2 separate regions of the Mus musculus genome follow, and region 2 is linked to region 1. The links are chromatin loops, found by intact Hi-C in ENCODE. Cell type or tissue: heart. All regions are shown on one strand. Each heading gives the region's core, and the rest is flanking DNA. Links, peaks and the distances in the headings are about the cores only.

Evidence for each region. Hi-C counts contacts between places; a loop is a spot of excess contacts. Peaks named below come from ENCODE experiments on the same cell type or tissue, not always from the same donor. Only the 100,000 strongest peaks of a DNase experiment are listed, where the experiment ranks them.
Region 2: a loop joins it to region 1, with 2.5 times the contacts of the local background. A loop is called at or near these places in 12 of 42 quality-filtered maps.

Annotation. Positions count from the first base shown.
Region 1 is chr2:153,341,305-153,351,276 of GRCm38, reverse strand. It overlaps Asxl1 (additional sex combs like 1), which reads right to left and starts at 5,447. Exons shown (of 13, transcript NM_001039939.2): 1 at 4,887-5,447. The coding sequence starts at 4,943. It overlaps 2500004C02Rik (RIKEN cDNA 2500004C02 gene), which reads left to right and starts at 5,467. Exons shown (of 2, transcript NR_040318.1): 1 at 5,467-5,656; 2 at 8,413-9,972. In heart, for the core only: no CTCF peak of the experiment used is centred there; DNase peaks (open chromatin) are centred at 4,836, 5,026 and 5,666; H3K4me3 peaks cover 4,582 bases; H3K27ac peaks cover 4,185 bases.
Region 2 is chr2:153,286,918-153,296,889 of GRCm38, reverse strand. Kif3b (kinesin family member 3B) reads right to left here and starts at 5,474. Exons shown (of 9, transcript NM_008444.4): 1 at 5,386-5,474. Gm39961 (a long non-coding RNA gene) reads left to right here and starts at 5,464. Exons shown (of 3, transcript XR_866869.2): 1 at 5,464-5,751. In heart, for the core only: no CTCF peak of the experiment used is centred there; DNase peaks (open chromatin) are centred at 4,479 and 5,499; H3K4me3 peaks cover 1,924 bases; H3K27ac peaks cover 1,026 bases.

The sequences.
Region 1 (9,972 bases), core at 1,283-9,282:
TCTGACATGCAACTGACTATGTAGACTAGGTCAGTCTCAAATTTACAAAGACCCGCTTGCCTTTGTCTACCAAGTGCTGGGATTACAAGTGTGAGCCATGCCCAGCTTCAGTTCTTTCCCATTAAACCATGAAATTCTGGGGTTAACTGCCACAGTACATTTTGTCACTCGACAACACGATGCTGTAAGTTTTCTCTGTGACTCACATAACAATGAGGAACCTAATTTCCTGCCTGTGTTAGTCCATCAGTAACTAGGTCTGTAACTAATGTACTTCCTCAGCAATCTTCACAAAGTTGAGCTGTTTCAGAAATGCTCCTCTAACAGGAAAAGAACGTTGTCATTTCATTATCTCACTTTCGACACCTGAGCAGCTGCTGCAGGCACTCCAAGCTAACAAGTGTAACACCCAAGTTCTGTCACTTATTAAAGGGGGATGGGGGTGGGGTGGGCAGGCAGGAAGTTCCAAAGGAAGGCTACAACAGACCTTATCACTAAAGGAAGTCAGAGTTTGGAGAAGGAAATACTAAAGCAAACCTCCCCTTTTTCCTCCTTAGCCTCTCTGTTCATTTTGACACTGCTCTTGTCAGTTACTAGTGCTGCTTCTAACCCTGATGACTCCGACCCTATCTACCTCTACCCGACTTCTCCCAAGCTTCAGAGTCAAGTAGTTCTGTATGACTCATCAGTCTAACTGTCCATTCTTAACTCATTCAACTCTAATTCACCTGAGCAACTCTCCTTTATCTCCCCCTCCATCCCTACCCTTTCTCCCTACATTCCTTACCTTAATTGGCACCTAATTTAACAACACACATGTAGCACCCTTCGCTCTCATCTACCTGGCTCACTACCACAGCCAGTGACCCAACACAACAGCTTTTTCAATTATATCCTTGAGTCCAGCCCTGTTCTCAAATCCATTCCTGTTTGTGATTATCCCTCACTTAAAACCACACGGAACCTGCCTTGTAGCAGACCACACAGTCTACCTTCATGTTCCTATTTCAAAATCATCTTCAGCAACTCTGTCTCTCCATAAGCAGCAGAAAGTATGTTTCCAGAACCCAGCCAGCCACTAAAGTGCAGGCTTTAGAATAAGACAGGATAAGATTTCAATTCTATTCTTCCAAACTGAAGCAAGTACCTATGTACCTATCCAACCTGAGCCAAAGGGGGAATCTCTCACTCTTCAAGTATTAAGACTTTCCTCTCAGGGTCATTTTTCAAATTGAAAAGAACTTGAGTAAGCACCCGTAGGTGCCCAGAAGCTGGGCACACAAAGCCTCTCAATAACCTATCTGCCCCCCAGCAAGACTGCCTCACCGACCCACACATCTTCATACCTGCAATTCCTCTTTGTTTCACCCCATTTGCACACTTTGCAAATATATTCACACCCATGTAGTTTTTCTCTCCTCCTTCAGCCATGTTTTTTTCATCAGCTTCTGCCTCTGTGACAGGCCTACCTACATCTCACTAACTGTTCAAGGCTCAGATCAGAAACTACCTTCCCTCTGGAAGCACTCCCTAATCTATATCAGCAGAGTCAAATCTCTTTTTCAGTGAACCCATTGTTCCACAGTAAAAGTAATCTCCCAAGCCAGGATACTTCAAAGGGAAGTGAGGAACTAAGCATATTTATTCCTAAACAAAAGACAGAAACCAAAATACCTGTTTAACTCTGGGCCTCTCCTGACACTGACACACACACACACACACACACACAAATCTAACAAATCTCCTACAAGGGAAAAAAAGAGCATGACTGAAAAAAATACCTACCAATTATTTAAACAGTAGCCAGAAAGACCCTGAGAATCTTAAAACAGAAGAAAAAAAACTTCTAAAGAGATATTACGTATGAAGATATAAAGTACTCATTTTCATTAAAATTGTATATAAACCACTAGTTTTCAGAACAATCCAGCAGTGCTCTATTGCTAGTCTTTCTAGACCACATATTTTTTTGAAGGAAAGAAAAAACTCTCTACTTGAAAGGAAAAAAATGTTTGATATAAGAATGTTCAGTCATGGGCTGGAGAGATGGCTCAGCGGTTAAGAGCACCGACTGCTCTTCCGAAGGTCCTGAGTTCAAATCCCAGCAACCACATGGTGGCTCACAACCAACCGTAACGAGATCTGCCGTCCTCTTCTGGTGCATCTGAAGACAGCTACAGTGTACTTAGGTACTTATAAATAAATAAATAAATAAATATAAATACATCTTAAAAAAAAAAAAGAATGTTCAGACATGAATCAGAGCAAAAACAAAGCATGCAATGTAGCATTTCTCAAAAGCCAGAGAAATCTATTTAAGTGTAGTACACAATTTAAAAGAAAATCTCCTTGGCTGTTTCTCCCAAATTGTTCCTAACAAGATGGCATATTTATTCCACATCTCTACTTCCGATAGCTAGAAATGCCATGCACTCTGTAAGGCATCTGAGAGAAGAATGTCCACTTCTTAAATCTAACAACTGCAAAAACCCATCTGCAGGAGTCGGCTACTCTGCTAGAATTCTCCAGAATCCTGTAAGCTTTCCTACGTCAAAATGGCATATATAAGGTTATTATCTACTCCCCAATTTGAGCAAGGCCAAGAGCGATTAGAAACCCCCACCTGACAAGCACATGAGTCGCCATAACATGTGATCTAATTTCAACTGTCCAAAAGCAGTTACCAATAGTAACCTTGTGGCAAAACTGACTGCATTGCCATTGTAGCTCACTGCTTGCCAGGTGTTCCTTTATGAAGTAAAAGCAAAAACTCCCAGCACTCAGTGTAGCGGGACTTTTTCTTTTTAATGGGAAGACGACTTTGCACTCCCCCATCCACCCCCACAAAAAGCACAGAAAATTCTAAAATACAAAGCACATAAAAGATATGCAAAATTGCATACCATGTTCCCACAAGTCCTCTTTCAAATGTACAACTACACCACAAAGAAATTCCTGTTCAGATTACTATTTTTAACTGAAGAGCCACAGTAGAAAAAGAGAAATAACTTCAGATAATTGAGCTTGAAGGTGAGCCAATGATAAAATAGAAATAGCAACCTTAACCTTGGAATTCAAACCACAGTAAATTTAAGAACTTAAAGAGGCTTAAAATAACAGTGGATTCCAAACTGCCAGAGCCTTTCAATTAATAAGAGCCCAAAGAGCTTTGAGAGGAGAAGATTTCAGAGCTGTCAGGACATAAATAACACAGGATCTGAAGGTACTTTCACCTACCTCTAACAAGTAGGGTTCTGGCAAGCAAATATTCCTTGGGTGCCCAGAGTCATAAACACCTGCACACAGAAACTTAGAACTTCAATGGTCAAGATCCAACAACTTCCATGATAAAATAAAAAAACCTACATTTTAGCTTTCTCCTAAGCTCCTTCAGACTTAAATTTATTAAGAGAAGCATGAAGAAATCATTAAGTTCCAAAAATCATAAATACTAGGCAAAGTTCTAGTTTTGATTGAATCACAGAAGGAAAAATACACCACCTCGGAGTTTCAATTTTCATATGCCAAGCAAAAAATAAACTACATCTTTCACACAAACAATCCCTGTTTCTGTTCCCAGGGTAACAGGAGAAGAGCGATGATCAGGAATACCAGTGGAAATTCTCTGGTAGCTCAAACAGCCATGGGTAAATGAATAACCGGCTTTCACAGACTCTAAAAAAAAAAAGGGTTCACTCTAGATCTTTATCAACCTCCAACACTTTTGAGGCAGACAGAACTCACTTTCCAGTAAAAGGAACGGCTAGAAGAAAGCTGAGCTTCACTCCACCATTAAAACTAAATTATAACAATTACATATAAAATACAGGGCGTCAACACAAAAGCAGGATGCACCCATAACCCTGCACTGTGGCAGTCTGAGGAAGTGACATCTCCGAGAAAAGTATAAACCATTAGAATTGTCACCAGCAACATTTCATAAGAACATGCCTCCGGTCTTTTGGCTTTGTATTTTGAGTCCAAAAGAAAGCTATCGCACAAGTCTACTGAAGCTTGGGAAACAGAAAAGCCACAAATCCTCTGGGCAGGTAGCGAGCTCAAAAACCTATTTACTTTTTTTTTTTTTTAACTAAACCCTCAGAAGGGAAGCCTCAAACAGATACACATTCTTGGCAAAGTGTATTCTGCTCCTCTGCAAACTGCCTACCCCCCATTGTAGTCACAGGGCTCAGTGTGATTTAAATATTCGAGGGTCACCGGCATAACAATCGCTTAAGCAGCTGCCTAAAGTACTGTTTCTCAGAGGAATCTCGAGTTCAGTGTGTTTAAAATGAGCCCTAGTGCCAATGTTTGAAACAAAGTCCCCAGGTATGCTCCCACCGGGCACTCTAGTAGTTTGAGAACCACTACTCAGGGTTCACATCGGTCCTTAGCGACTGCTTTCCGACACACACCTGGTTTAAATTGCCAACGCTCTAAATGCTTCTCGCGTCCTTGAAACCAGGGGCACTTTTCCCACCCCTACGGTGTCTTAGTGACCCACACACCTCTGCCCACGAAGAAGTCCGGGGAAGCACTTCCGACCTTTCCCGGAAACCTAACTCCCCGCAGAAGAATAAACGGGCGCTTTCCCCGGGACCCCCCGCTGCTGCTGCCAACGTGGGGGGAGGGGAGACTGGCGCCCGGGCGCTCGGAGGGGGGAGGAGCCGCTTGCCAGCTCGCCCCTCCGCAGGAATTCAAGGGGTGGGGGGATGCAGAGAAAAGGCGTCCCAGCCTCCTCGGGCCCGGGACCTCGGGAGCTCCACACCCGGGCGGCCCCGCCCCCTGCTGCGGTGGGCAGGGCCTCGCCCCTCCCCCGCCCGGGGAGCCGCGCGGAGCCCACCCCCTACGCCCCCCGCCGCGGCCCCCCGGGCAGCTCGGCTCACCAGGCGCGCGGCCTCGGCCCACGTGCGCTCCTTCTTCCTCTTCTGTTTGTCCTTCATCCTCCTCCTCCGCGGCGGCGGTGGCGGCTCCACGCGGGTCCTTCGGGCGGGGCGGACTGGGGCGGTGGCGGCGCGGGGCTGGGGCGGAGGCGGCGGCAGCGGCGGGGGGCGCGTGGCGGCGGCGGCGCGTGCGAGGGCTCGGGTGCGGCCGGAGAGGGCGGGCGCACCGGGACTGGCTAGAGCGAGACCCCGGCGCGAGGGTGGCGCTGGGGGGAGGGGCGGCGGCGGCTCCACGCGCCCGCGCTGCGTCAGTCGCCCACGGTGGCAGCGGCAGCGGCAGCCCCGCGATGGCTAAGGAATGCGGCGGCTCCGCATAACCACGGGGTCAGAGGTCACGGCTCCGGCCTCCGCGTTCCCGCGCTGCTGGGAAACCCAAGAGCGAACTAGTGGCGGGCGGGCCCGGATGGCGAGACGCGGCTTTCCTTTCGACGCTCGGATGCGTGCGTGTCTGCCGTGGGTATGTGTGTGTATGTGTGTGCCCGCGTGTGTGTGAGAGAGAAGAGTGAGGAGGGGGAGTGTGGGTTTTTTTTTTTTTTTTTTGAACAAAAACAAACCGAAAGGGTGGCTGGGATTTGTAGTCCTCACTGGCTTCCTGGCCTACCCCTCTCCGGAAGAAAATGGCTGCCTCAAGTGCTTGGACCACATTTCCCGGAGTGCCCCGGGCTCCTGTTTTCCGCCCACTTTCTTCCGTACCCCGCTGCGCTCCAAGCACGGTAAAGAAGGGGGCGGGAAGTCGGTCAGAAAAAGATGGGGCGGGGTCTCGCGAGGTTCGGGAACTAGCGGAGGCCTGAGGGTTTCTGGGAGGTGGTGCTGGGAAGGGGCGGTGGCTGGACTCCCCCCTGGCCGCGCGCGCGGTTAACCCGTTCAAAGCTTTTTTTTGATTCTGGTGGCGGGTCCAGTGCGGTTTCGGATCTGGAGTTGGTAGTCTGCTACCCTGCTTCCACTGCACCATCCCCCACCGCATACACAGTTCTCTTCTGGACTTCTGGTGGGTGACAAAAAGCAGGACTTTTCTTTTTGGCCCACCCTTAAATGAGTCAACTGGCGCATAGTAATAAGCAAAGAGACACTCATATCAGTAAAACGGTTATTGCACGATTGACCGACTTAGGTGATTAACCCATTTCCTCTTGTAATACCTCTGTGTGTTTGCAGAGAATGCACCTGCAGTTTCCAGCAGCGTTGCCGCCAGGTGAATTTGATGATCCGATAGTAGGTAAACACTGAAGGTCCATCCACAGAAATCTAAATGCACCTGAGTGTATATTTAGACGCAGTTGCCCGGAGAGAGGTCAAGTCCTAATGTCAGCCAACCTAGATTTAGAATCCTAGTTGTGACTCCTTGACTACTCCTAACCCCGCTGAGCCTGTTTGATCAATGTTAGCATAGTATCCCACAACCTTGATGGGGTACAAATTAGCATGAAGTATCTAGAAGATGGGAGAGAATGTGGAAGATCCTGATATTAGGCTCATGTAATTTGGCTTCTGCTGTAGAATAAATGAGAGCTGTTATTACTACACAGTGGGCAATGGAGCCTCTGTTCCTTGATTGCAGTGACAGGATGATAAGGTTTGAAGCACCCAGAACATTATTTTTCTGTGTTTGTTGGCCCAAAGTACAGAAACATCTCTACAGTCTTGAACTGGATTGATGGCCAGGTTTTACAGTTTTTGAAAGGTTTATGTGGGTAAAAAAACACCCTGTACTCTTGTGGTGTTAGTACACAGGCAGCCAGTGCTGAGACGAAGAAATCACCCAGCAGTCCAACCCTTGTACCTAAAGGACTCAGCGGTCCTTATTAGTGCTCACCCAAGACTCAAATTCAATAAACAGAAACACTCTTCTCATTTCATCCCAAAAGCGAGGGGAGAACTACATCTAAAATTATTTTATTGTTATTGTTTTTGACATTTTAGGTTTTGTTTTTGAGACAGACACCTGACTGGCCTGGAACTCACTGTGTAGACCAGGTTAGCTCTGGACTCAGATCCACCTGCCACTGCCTTCCAAGTGCTGGGATTAAATTAGGTGTATATTAGGACTCTGTTGGTGGGGAGAGAGTTGAACTGAGGACCTCCCACAATCCCTGAGCATATCCTAACACCATTTCACTATTTTTTTATTTTGAAACAAAAACTCACAATATGGACAGGCTGGCGTCAATGGGCTTCTATTGTCTTACCTCTGCCTCCCATTAATACATGTGAGATTAAAATGCATGCCCCACTAACCCTGGCCTTTGGTAGTTTTGCTTATAGTTTTTCAATCTGCAGCTGAGACAATCACCTCTGAGAGGATAGTGGTTCAGATGTTTTGAATTGATCCATAGCTCCAACAAAGCCACACACTTGGAAGGGTTGAATAGGGAAGACTGTAAAATGCAGGCTTTGTGTTTTGTTGTGTTGGGACTTGGGCTCAAGATGCATGGTAGATGCTTTACCACTGTCCTACCTTTCAAGCCCTTTATGTTTTGGGACAAGTTCTTATTAAGTATTGCAGGTTGGCTTGACCCATGGGTGGGGACCCAGAACTCCATTACACTCATTGGAAAAAGGAGCTTTGCAGATCAATTTTAGACCTTAGGAAGATCATCCTAGACTTCTGAGTGGGCCACGTGGGTCCCAGAAAGTATAGGTGTTTTGGAAATGTGAAGCAATTCAGTTTGCTGTTACTGGCTTTGAAGTAGCAGAAAGCAAAGGAATGTAAGCAGCATCAGGACTAAACCTGCCAACAGCAGTGAGGAATTAGGGACCTTAGTCATTCAACCCAGTGGAGCTGAACTCTGACAGTGCAGATGAACTCAGAAACAAGAGTTTCCAGAAAAGAAAATACATACCTTGACTTCAGCCTCAGATTAGAGCAGGGAACCACTGAAACCCACTCAGTATGTGGACTCCTGGCCCAGGAAGCAACAGGCTTTTCTCAGTGTGCTTTAAGCTCCTATTGCTTTAACTTGTTACAGCCAATAAAGCCCAATGCAAACATTGTGTCAGACCTTTTCAGTTTGTATCAGCAAGCAGTTGCCTAGTTTTCACAAGTGGTACAGGCTGTGGGAAGATCACATGAATATTTCAAGATCTCTACCCTTGGAGAATCAAATTAGTGACAATAGCCTCATTAAGCATGAAGAGAAAGTAGTACTTCCAGAGGTCTGTATAAGGTACGTGTTGGAAATGGGTGAGACAGCTCATGTCTAATTTCATCACTTGGGAGATGAAAGCAGGAAGATTTTAAGCTCAAAGGCAGCCTGGGCTCCATATTTTGAAGCCAATCTAAGAGACTCTACCAAAGAAAGGAGAGGGAAATATTTGAAAATTAGATTTGGTTATTAAGCCTTAAGAGGTTTTGGTGGTGTTTTTTTTTTTTTCCTAATTAACAAGAATCACAAGTTTGTCAGAAGCAGCAAGCATATACATGCTTTTAGTGTGATTTAACGTTGTTTTTATCACTGTGCTTTTATTACAGGTGACCTTTGAAAGTTAACAGGGGTGCCATGGGCTGAGTAAGATAAACGGAACTGCTGTTCAACCCCGCCCAGTCTGGGGATGAGTCATTGTTTTCAAATTTATGAACAAAGCACACAAATTAAGAATAATACAAGCAAGAAACAGCAGAGAGACACAAAAGGACATAGAATCCCTGATCCTCACTGTGATCTGGTAACACTAGTTCTAGGGCTGGAGAGAGAGATGCTCAGGGCAAGTGCTCTTACAGAGAACATGAGTTCAATTCCCAGAACCCACATGGTACCTCACAACTGCCTATTTCATACATGTGGGGCAGAACACCGATACACATACTTTTTTTTTTAAGAATTGAAAAAAAAAAAAAATTGGTTCTGGACTCCAGTGGGTCTGAGTTTGAAACCGTAGCTGTTCTCCAGTTGTGTGGCCTTGAATAAGTTATGCAACTTCATCAACCAAGCACTGTCATTGGACAGCAGAGAATATGACAAAAGTCAACGGGCGATCTGAACAAGTGGCACATGCTTGCATACTTGGATGACACAGTTCGAGAAGCACTTGAACCCTGAAGTTTACAAACAGCCTCGATAACACAGGAAGACCCCATCTCAGAAGAATAGATGAGATCACTATTTCTCAGCTTCAGCATTGCAGATGATCAGCTAATGTGGAACTCTCCAGCCCCTTTGCACATTGCATTTCTTTGCATGGCTTTTGGTTGGTAACTATACATTTGGCATCTGTTTGGATTTTTTTTCTGTATACCCCAAATGCCAGCCATAGTCTTGGGCATATAGTAGGCAGTCAAACTGTTGGTGTATGAACCATTCTCAGTAATTCTTTTGTTGTAGACAGTCTCTGAGGAATTATCCCCTATTGAATGGTCTCATAACAGTTTTGGAAAGCGCTCATGTAGGGAAAAAACTAAGATAAGATTTTACCCAGGAAGGTCTCCACAAGTGCAAAGTAGAGACTTCAGGACATTCCCAGTCTCGTTGTGTTGCCAAATCTACCCTCACAATGCATGACTTAACTCATAAATCCTGGGCCAGTCACAGTTTTTTAAATTCTACTCTTTAGTCTCCCATGCTCTGGAGAAGGTATTTAAATTGCCAAAATGTTTAACAATAGTTCTCTAGGTTTTATAAGACTAGTTAGTTTACTGGTAATTTTTCTGTACAAAAAAATTGCATTGGGCTGGTGAGATGGCTCAGTGGGTAAGAGCACCCAACTGCTCTTCTGAAGGTCTGAAGTTCAAATCCCAGCAACCACATGGTGGCTCACAACCATCCATAATGAGATCTAACTCCCTCTTCTGGAGTGTCTGAAGACAACTACAGTGTACTTACATATAATAAAAATAAATAAATCTTTAAAAAAAATACTTGCTAAAAAATTGCATTATTTTAACTTTAAAAGTTTTTACTTCAAAAACAATAAAACATTTAAAGTGGCAGTTATAATAGTGATATAGTAAATATATTTTTTCTGTCACATCTTCCAAATCTAGAATGTGTGCTCCATTATGATGTAAAAGTAAAGTTTCATTAATATCAGCCAA
Region 2 (9,972 bases), core at 1,123-9,122, 54 kb after region 1:
AAAACCAACCCCCCACCCCCCCAAAAAAAAGAGAGAGAGAAAGAAAGGTAACTCAGTAGGTATTGTTCCACAGGTCCCAGAACACACATGGTAGCTCACAACCCTCTGTAACTCCAGTTCCAGGAGACTGAACAATCCCTCCGGCCTCTGTAGACACAAGGCATCCACACAGGCAAAACATCCACACACATTAAAAAACTAACACCAACAAAAACACCTAGATGATGACACCTTCTGAGAAGCCTCCAGTGTTCCCATGGCGTGTAGACTCCTCTAGAGTAGACTCCCCCTACTCCCAGCCACCTCTCCACTCACCCCATCACAGCCACTTCCTGCAGTTTCTGGAATTAGCTCAGGACCACCGTGGAGTCTTTATCCTTTTGGTATACCTTCAAACAGTGAGCCCCTTCCCGAGATCAAACCTCAACAAAAATGTCACCGCCTCCCCCAGTTAATGCAGCAGTGTCCCCTCCATCCCTGGAGAATGGCTTTCCAGCACACTACTGCGCCATTGCTCCCACTGTGTTCCTCCAGTTCAAATCCCGTCTGCCTACTTTTTGGTTTTGGGTTTGCACCTGCTGAACGCTGTGAGACAAGGACCTCAGCCATCTCTTCACTGTCATATCCCCAGGCTGCACAGGGCTGCCACAGCAAATACCTGTTGCTCAGCAAATGTCCCACAAACGAAGCCATAGGAATACAACAAGAGCACTGTGCCTGGCGTCTGAAGACCCGGACACCACTGTGAGGTGGGTGGGCTTCTGCCCGGCAGCATGGTTTCTCTTCCTAGGAGTTCCGCCATTGTTCACTGGAGAGTTTAATCTGCACCTTGCTTTCCTCACGGGTACCAATGAGACCAAATAAAGGCCCAATTCAGAACTCCAGAGCATCAAGATCCATACAGACAGCAGTGTGTCAACTGTCACAAGACAAGGTTCTTCCTTGGCAACCTGAAATGTGTACGAACCCAGCATGCGGGAGAGCAAGTGCTGGGGCTAACCTAGGCTACGTAACAAGGCCCAGAAAGACAAGAAGAAATGGAAAGAGAGCTGAAGAGATGGCTCAGCAGTTAAGGGCATTGGCTGCTCTTCCAGAGGAGCCAGGTTCAATTCCCAGCACCTACATGTCAGCTCACAACTGTAACTCCAGTTCTAGGGGACCTGGTACCCTCACACAAACATACATGCAGGCAAACCAGTGCACAGAAAATAAAAATAAATCTTTAAAAAATAATGGAAAAAAAGAAAAAGAGAGGAGAAAGGAAAGGGAGGGGGAAGGGAAAGATAACAGGGAAAGAAAAAGATGTAGGAGCAATCTGAGGTTCCCCACTCCCCCACCACCCCACTACTAGCTCCTATCTGGGTGCCTAGCAGGCATCTCAGGACACAGCAGAAGACAGCAGGGCTTTACTCTATGGCCAACACAAACACAATCCATGAATCCATTTAGACAAGTCAAGGCAAGTGTGTTAACATACACCTACAGTCTCATTTGCTCAGAAAACTAAGGTGACAAGATCACTTGAGCCTAGGAATTAGAGGCTGGCCAGAGCAACAAGTCGGCCTTAAACAAAAACCATGACGCCAGAGATGGGCTGGTTAGTGGAGTGCCCGCCTAGCATGTGCAAGGCCTGACACCCAATGGGCAGGCAGATCAAATACTGTCAAATGAAGTTATTTGCAAGTTAAGCTCGGGGTTCCTTGAAGGCCATGAAGATACAGTATCCTGTATATCCCTGGGATAGAGAAATGTAATAAACATTTACTGAATTTGGTTCCAAACAACAAAACCTCCAATTAGCCATTTTCCTCCTTAAAACAAAAACAGGGCCTCATGTGTCTCCGACTGATATACAGGCAAGGTGGCCTTGAACTCCACCTCCAGCACCCGAGTTCTGGGACTGCAGACATGAGCCACCATGCCAGTGTCTACATGGCACTAGAGGAGAAATCCAGGATTCGTGTATGCCAGGCAACATTCTACCACCTGAGCACAGCCCGCCGCACCAGATTTCTCCTTTCCTTGCACCCACCCTGGTAAGGAGGTCCTGGTTCATGGAGAAATCCTGCAATGACACCACAGTCACACACTGCCACAATGACAACTGCTTCATGCTTCTGATCATCTCTGAGGACTGACAGACCTGAGATTATAAGCACACACTATACTCACTCACCAACCACTATCAGAATGTAAAATACAGTACACGTGCTAAGTTAAGCCCAAATAATGACAGCTAACATTTACCAAATGTGCCGAGCAATTTATAGCCACAAATTATTATAGGAAAATGTTAGTGCCAGGGTTGGACTACCTTACCATGAATTGTTGGTCAGGGTTTGCTAAAGGAACAGACAGAATGGAGGATCAGAGTGTTTATTAAAAGGGGATTTATTATTAAAAGGAGATGCAGTAGTCCACCAACGGCTGTCACTCACTGTACAGGCCAAGAAACAGGCAGCTGTTCAACCCACGGGGCTGGATGTCTCAGTGGTCCCATTCAAATCACCAGGGATGCCCTCGAGGTACCCCAAACAGGCTATCGCAACTGCTGTTGGTTGCCCACCATTATGAGACGGTAAGAACTTGTTGCTGAAGACAGTACAAGCTTTGATTTCATGACAAAGAGAAACCAAGCTGAAACTGAGCTGGACGCTTCCCCGCTGCTGGCCATGGTTCACAGGGTGGAAGATGCTATGCAGCCTGCTAAGGAAGAGCTCCCATCAACAGTGTCACTCAGTTGTGGATGCTTCATCCTACAGTAACGACCTGCCCAGCAAGATGGGCCAGGACACTTACAGGCTAACCAACAGCTTGCACTGCAGCCTTCTCCACAGACAGCAATTCCTTATAGCCTAGTCAAAGCCCATGTGGAGAAGACCCAGGCCCTAGTGGGGAGTCACTGCTGTTGAGCTCCTAAATGGCTATGATGTATCTGTCAAACTGCTTTCTAAATATTTAGGTTTATGCCTATAGATTAGTAATGGAGTCAGCTTTGCTCACAGACGCTTCGTTTGCAGTGGGCGGTGGCTACTGAGGCTCATAAGTGGCCAAGGTGCTGGAAGTAGGGGACTACTGAGTGCTCAGTCTAAAGGGGGGCATTTCACCCCCTTCAAGGTTCAGAGAGCATCACAGAAGAGGGGATAGAAAGAATGTAAGAGGCAGAAGAGGGGAGTGGCGTGTGGAATGCTGCCTCTGGGTAGGACATGCTGTGGCCCTGTGAACTCTTAGCAGCTGTGCCTATCTGTACAGAAGTCTATGAGACTGAGCCCATCAATATTTAGTCACAGAAGCGGGCAGGGCTTCATAAGGCCCCGCTCGTCTCTGAGGACTTACAGACAGTCCATGGTGACTGAGAAAGAGGCACTTCTTCAGCCATGGAAACACTAGTAAGTTACTTGTGCTCTTATAAATAAATCCTCATGTGTGTTCCCATAAGCCATCCTAATTAGACTGGCTGGGTCATCAAAGAGGGGAGCTGTGGAAGGGGAGACAATGTGGGAAGAGAGGGTATCAGCAGGAGTAGGAAGGTGATGGAGGTAAGTATGATCAAAACACACACATACACACGAATTTAAACATCACATGGGGCAGGGGAGACGGCTCAGCAGGGAAAGCACTGGCCACACAGGCCTGACAACCTGAGTCTACGGAGTTTGATCCCCAAGGCCCACCGAAAGGTGGAAGGAGTCAACTCCACAAAGCCGACTTCTCACCTCCACACACCACAGCACAGGCTGGCACTCACACACACACAAACTACAGTAATGGTATTTTTAAAAAGTCAGTCAAATTTATCAGATAAAATTAATATATGCTAGGAACAAACTAAAACATGCAGAGCTTTTTTTTTCTGAGATCTTGTTTCCATGCCACTGGGAGAACAACTTCTAGCCAAAGCAATTAGAAGCAACCCAAAATACCCTTGTGGCCTTCTAGCAGTTACTGTTGAGAAAGCAGAGGCATCAGGGAGCGGGGAGTAAAATGCCGTCCAGCTCCATCACACCTTAAGCCTCAGTCTTAGGCAAGCCGTTCACTTTTCTCAGGCACAGGTTCCTCATCTACAAGAGCGGGTGACATCACCAGCTGCCTGACACTGTCTGTGAAGACTAAATGAGATAATACGCCTCAAAAAACTTCTTAAGCATCAAGTTGCTCTAAGCACTTCTCAGAAGAGATAAATACCCCTATTCTTGTTATGAATATACCGGGTGACAGGCATGGCACAAGTACAGAACCTTTTAAGAGGTCAGTAACTTCCCCCCTCTGAGCAGACTACAAAGTAAAACTGTGGGTGGGGAATGGCCAGGGTGTCTAGAATACCCATATGCACTAGCAAGCTACACACCTAAGTCCTTCTGGTTCCAAGTCATCTTCCCCTTCTTGGAAGGCTCCATCCCATTAGTGATAAGTAGTACTTAACCACGTGTTTTGTGGAGGGGGAGGGGCTCAACAGGACCCACCCCTACACGAGGATTTATGGGCAGTTAACGGTTGCTAGGGGGAGGGGCTCACAACACAGCCACCCATTCCTGAGGTGTTGTGTCCCCACCACCACCACACCCCCAAACCTAACACCTCACATGAGTTATTGGTGATTGAGGGAGTAGCAGGCATTTTCTTCTGTAGTGTAGCCACGGGCAAAACGCCCATGCTCCTCAAAAGAACCTAATTTTTGTAAACTGCGCTAGGGCATGGAATTAGAAGGGACTAAAAAGTGAAGGGAAAGGGTCAGTGGGAGGGGAGCACGAATAAAATAAATTATACACACGGATGAAACGTCATCATGAAACCCGTTATATGCAATTAACATGTTTTGTTTTGTTTTTTTAAGCATCATGTCCCAAGCTACTCCAGACGCCCTGCTTCCCACGAAGGGCAATCCCATGATCTGATTTACAGATGAGAAGACTCAACGCCACGCTATGCAGCCTCAAACTCAAGCACTCAGACTTCAAACAGTTCTCTTGGTCTCCACATAGAGTATCCTGGCCGTTCACCCTCTTCCCACTTGGAGCCCTTTCATATACAAGTCTCCTCGGCAAGTGTCAAGACCCCAATGGGCAGACAGGTCTGCTGCTGCCAGAGAAGGCAAGGGGTTTGTCCAAGGTCACACAGCGAGCCAGGCACCGCCCTGAGGCTCGGACCTCAGGTTCTTGCTTCCTGAGCTGCCTTTCCAGCCAGGGCCTGGGACTGTGGCCCCGGACCGGCCGTGAGGAGCGAGCACGGGCGGCCGAGACTGGGGGGTCGTACCGGCCGCGCCCGAGAAAAAGCCGGGTGGTCAGAGATACCACAGAGGCCGGACAAAGGATGCTGCGGCTCGCAGAGCAACGACATCGGGATAATGCTGGGCGCCCCGCGGTGACCCCAGCATCTCGAACTCACCTGCGGCCGCAGCCGAGAGCGGGCGGCGGCGGCGAACCCGGGGCTCAGCCATTCCCAGCTGCCCCGGATGGGGAGAGACCGCGGCGCTCACTTCCTTAGCAACCCGGCTCGGCGACCCACTTCCTTAGCAACCGCGTCAATTTCAATAACTTTATTGGGCCTCCGAAGCGAGGAGCTCGCCGAGGGGCGGAACCCGGAGTGCAGCGGCGTTTTCCAGGTTCCCAGCGCGCGGACACTCTGACCCTCCTAGGCACCCGGACTCGGTCCTCTGGTCTCGGGTGCCTCAGTTTCTCCGTTTGTGAAACAGAGCCCAGTATCTTGGTCACACTACGCGCTTTCATCCTCCCCTTCTGAAAGCTCTTTCAGGTCAGTTCTCTGATCTGGGTCTCAGATTAGTATTGAGTGGCTCCCAATTAAGGCCACCCAGGGATGAAGGAAAATCTGTCCTGCCTGTCACTTTCATTTGGCCATCGAGTCCCACAGTCTGCCTTTCATATATTCCTGCTTTTCTCCACTTTTTTAAAGAACAGCACCACAAGCAAGGCCAGGCCACCTGTCATCTTTAGACTCGACTGCAATTCTTGTTCTCTGTTAATAGAGTATAAGGCCTGACCATCCATTCCCGGCGAGGTGACCTGAATAATAATTTAAAACCTGAAGCACATCCCTGCAAGGCATCCTTGGAGTCCCACTATTCTTACCATCAACTCAAAAAACTTTGGTTGAGCTTGATGGCTCATGACTATAGTTCTAGCACTCGGGAAATGGAGGCAGGAGGATGAACAGCTCAAGACCATGCTTGGGTACAGAGCAAGTTCCGAACTACACAGCGAGACTCTGTCCCTCAGTATCAAAAATAAATACACATAATTGTAGGGAAAAGATGCTACCCTCTGATGGCTCAGTGGGTAAACGCGTTTGACGGCTTGAGGTAGATTCCAGGGACCCACCCGGCAGGAGAGAAACAACTTAGGTTGTCCTCTGACTTCAGCACATGCAAACCAGCTGGGCTGGGAGTGCATGGTTGGCATCTCGACTAGATAGTCTGAACAATAATTTGAAAACCGGAATCACATCAAGTCATCCTCCCTGCATAGCATCTTTGGAGTCCGGCTACCCTTCCATCAAAGCAAAAAGCACTCTGGAAGGAGGAGTGGGCAGATCTCTGAGTTGGAGGCCAATGTGGTCTACAGAGCAAGTCTAGGAGAGCTGGAGCTACACACAAAGAAAAAAAAAAGATACCTACCAAACTGACGCAAAGTAAAGTTTACCTGTATTGGTTACAAACACATTATGTGTTGTTTACAAGAACATAATGCAATATATGTGTTTATGTTTCATCTCTTCTGTATCTCTTGGTAGTTTCTAGGGCTAATAATTGCCAAAATTTTCTCTCATTTTCATTAGTTCTTTTAGTTGCTCTTTGTACCCTCTCCCATTCTGGGCTGTTGTGTTTTGTTTTGTTTTAAGATTTATTTATTTATTGCATATAAACACACTATAGCTGTCTTCAGACACACCAGAAGAAGGCATCTGATCCAATTACAGATGTTTGTGAGTCACCATGTGGTTGCTGGGAATTGAACTCAGGACCTCTGGAAGAGCAGTCAGTGCTCTTAACCGCTGAGCCATCTCTCCAGCCCCTGGGCTGTCCTTAAATTCACTAGGAAAACAAAAATAACCTGGAACTTCTGATCCTCCTGCCTAAGTTCTGACATCACAGGCACATTGCACCACGTGACATTTACGTGGTGCTGGAGACAGAACCCAGGGCCTCCCAGACGGGTGTTTTGTTGTTGTTATTGGTAGTGGTGGTTTTGTTTGTTTGCTTTCTTGCATTTTCCCGAGGCAGTGTTCTCAGTGTAGCCCTGGCTGTCCTGGAATTCACTCTTTAGTCCAGGCTGGCCTTGAACTCAGATATCTGCTTGCCTCTGCCTCTTCTGTATTAGTTATTTTTCTGTTGCTCTGATGAAGCCCCATGCCAATGCATTTTATAGAAGAAAGCATTTTTGGGGGGGATTTTCACTCCCAGCACTGGGATCACAAGTACGTGCTACGACATGGCTTTAAATTGTTTTTAAACTTCTTTACCATTTTACGTGTATGAATGTTTGCCTGCATGTACGCATGTGCACCTCGTGAGTGTCTGGTTCCTGAGGTGGTAAGAAGAAGGCATCATATTCATTGGAACTGGACTTACACACAGCCAGTTGTGAACTGCCCTTTGGGTGCTGGGAATTGAACCCTGGTCCTCTGCAAAAGCAGTCAGTGCTCTCAACGACTGAGCCAACTCCCCAGCCCCCAATGTGGCCTTTTAATCTGGGTGCTGGGGGTTGAACTCAGGTCCTCATGCTTGAGTAACGAACTCACTCAGCTGTTACCCTCGACCACTATGGCTGGCTTTACTATGACTTGGTTTAGACAGGGTCTCACCATATAGAACTTACTATGTAGACCTGGTTGTCCTCCAATTCATATAGATCTACCTGTATCTGTCTCCTAAATGCTGAGGTTAAAGGTGTGTGCCAGGGCTTCTGGCCTTTATTATGATCCTGCCTACAGGAAGGAACTTGTAATGAACTTCCTACAGAGTTGACCGATAGCATGGCCTGGTTCCCCAAGGCATGGCAAAAGCACCAAGTTTCCCTTCTTCTCTGACATTCTAGAACAGTGCTGTTCGGCAGCCTGTGGCTGTGGTAGAAATGATCTGTATTGGCACCGTCCAATATGGCTGCCCTAGCCACATGTAACTGCTCTGTTTCCAAAATGACACCAGGGCTACCAAGCAACCAAGTCATGTTTACGTAGTTTTGGTTAATTTGTGTTTGAGTTGTCACCTGTGGCTACTGGCTACCATACTGCACAGAATAGTTCCAGACTATCCAACAAAGACTTCAGGTATACACAATTTGGGGCCTGAGTTCCAATTCTGTCCTTTATCCAGCAGGTGACCCAATGCAAATCATTCTTTGAACTCAAATTACCCACCTGCAAAATATATATTTGACACTGTCCAGGTTTGTCATAAAGATGAAGTACAATATGGAGTCTGATATATATGTCTCTCATCCCAGCACTTGGTAGGTGGCAGAAACAGAGAGATTAGGAGTTCAAGTCTAGCTTGAACTACAGAATGAGTGTAGTGCACTTGCTGGGCATCCCTAGGTCCTGGATTCCAATCTCTAACTCATGGAAGGAAAAATAAAACCTATTACATAGGCCCATGGTGTCCTAAGGCTGCAGTAACTGCCAATGAGAGGAGCCCTGCCGGTAAGAGGGCTCAGTGTCCTTTGAAATTTGATGCTATTTGAGGAAGAGGGCTGGAAAGGGGTGGTATAAAAAGACTAAAGAAATAGGAATTATTTATTGGATGGTAAAGAGGTGGTATTCCTGAGCCCCTTTCAAGAGGAAATAAGATGCTGAGCTTGGATGGAGGCCAAATACATGAGACATGCTTAATGGTTGTCACTTGGCGAGGTGCCCAGGTTCAGCATGGATGAGCCCGCGTGACCCAAGAGAGGCTCAGAAGACTAGGGATGGAGCTAATGGCTTCTAAATTCACATCTTTGATGTTTCTGAAGTAAGCCAGACAAGGGTCGGAAGGTAATTGCTTCCTCCTCAGGCACTTAACGGATATGCGACCTTGATCATGTTAGTCCACCTTTCTGGTCCTCATTCCTCCCCTTTTTCTCCCCAACCTCTGCCCCCAGTGCTGGGATGTAACCCACAGCCTTGAGATTCTCAGGGACGCTCTACACGGAGCTAAAGCTCCAACCCCGTGGCTTCCTTGAAGGGCTCCTGTGAGGATTCGCTGAAGGGTTAATAAGCATGAAACCCAAAAGTAGGGCACAGTAAATGACAGGGGACGGTAAGAGTAATGGTGTCAGCAGCAGAGCCAGAAGTCCCAGAAGCAAACCAGGGCTTATGCGTAGTTCCCAGGACAGGAACTATGTACGTACGTATTACGAATGCACGTACGTATTGCGTATGTACGTACGTACTATGTGTGCGTATCTTCTGTAGCACAGTGGCTAGCCCATAGCAGCACACAAAGACACCTATTAAAAACATACATTAGGGGCTGGAGAGATGGCTCAGCGGTTAAGAACTCTGACTGCCCTTGGAGAGGTTCTGAGTTCAATTCCCAGCAACGACATGGTGGCTCACAACCATCTATAATGGGATTCAATGCCCTCTTCTGATGTGTTTGAAGACAGTGATTGTGTACTCGTATATATAAAACAAACAAACAAATAAATAAATAGAAGATTTGATGCCAGCACTCAAGAGGCAGAGGCAGGTGGATCTCTGTGAGGTCAAGGCTAAGCATACATTAGGGCCAGCATGGTGGGTTTGTCAGGTAAGGACGCTTGCCACCAAGCCTGAGACCCTTTCAGTCCTCCGAATCTATATGGTGGAAGGATAGAACCCCAAAAGTTGTTCTCTTACCTTCTCATGCATGCCACAGCACATGGATAATGGGGGCCTGGAAAGACTACTCAGCGGTTAAGAGTGTTCACTGTGCAAACCATGATGACTTTGAATTTGGATCCCAGTACACATGTACCAACCAACCCAGAAAGGGTT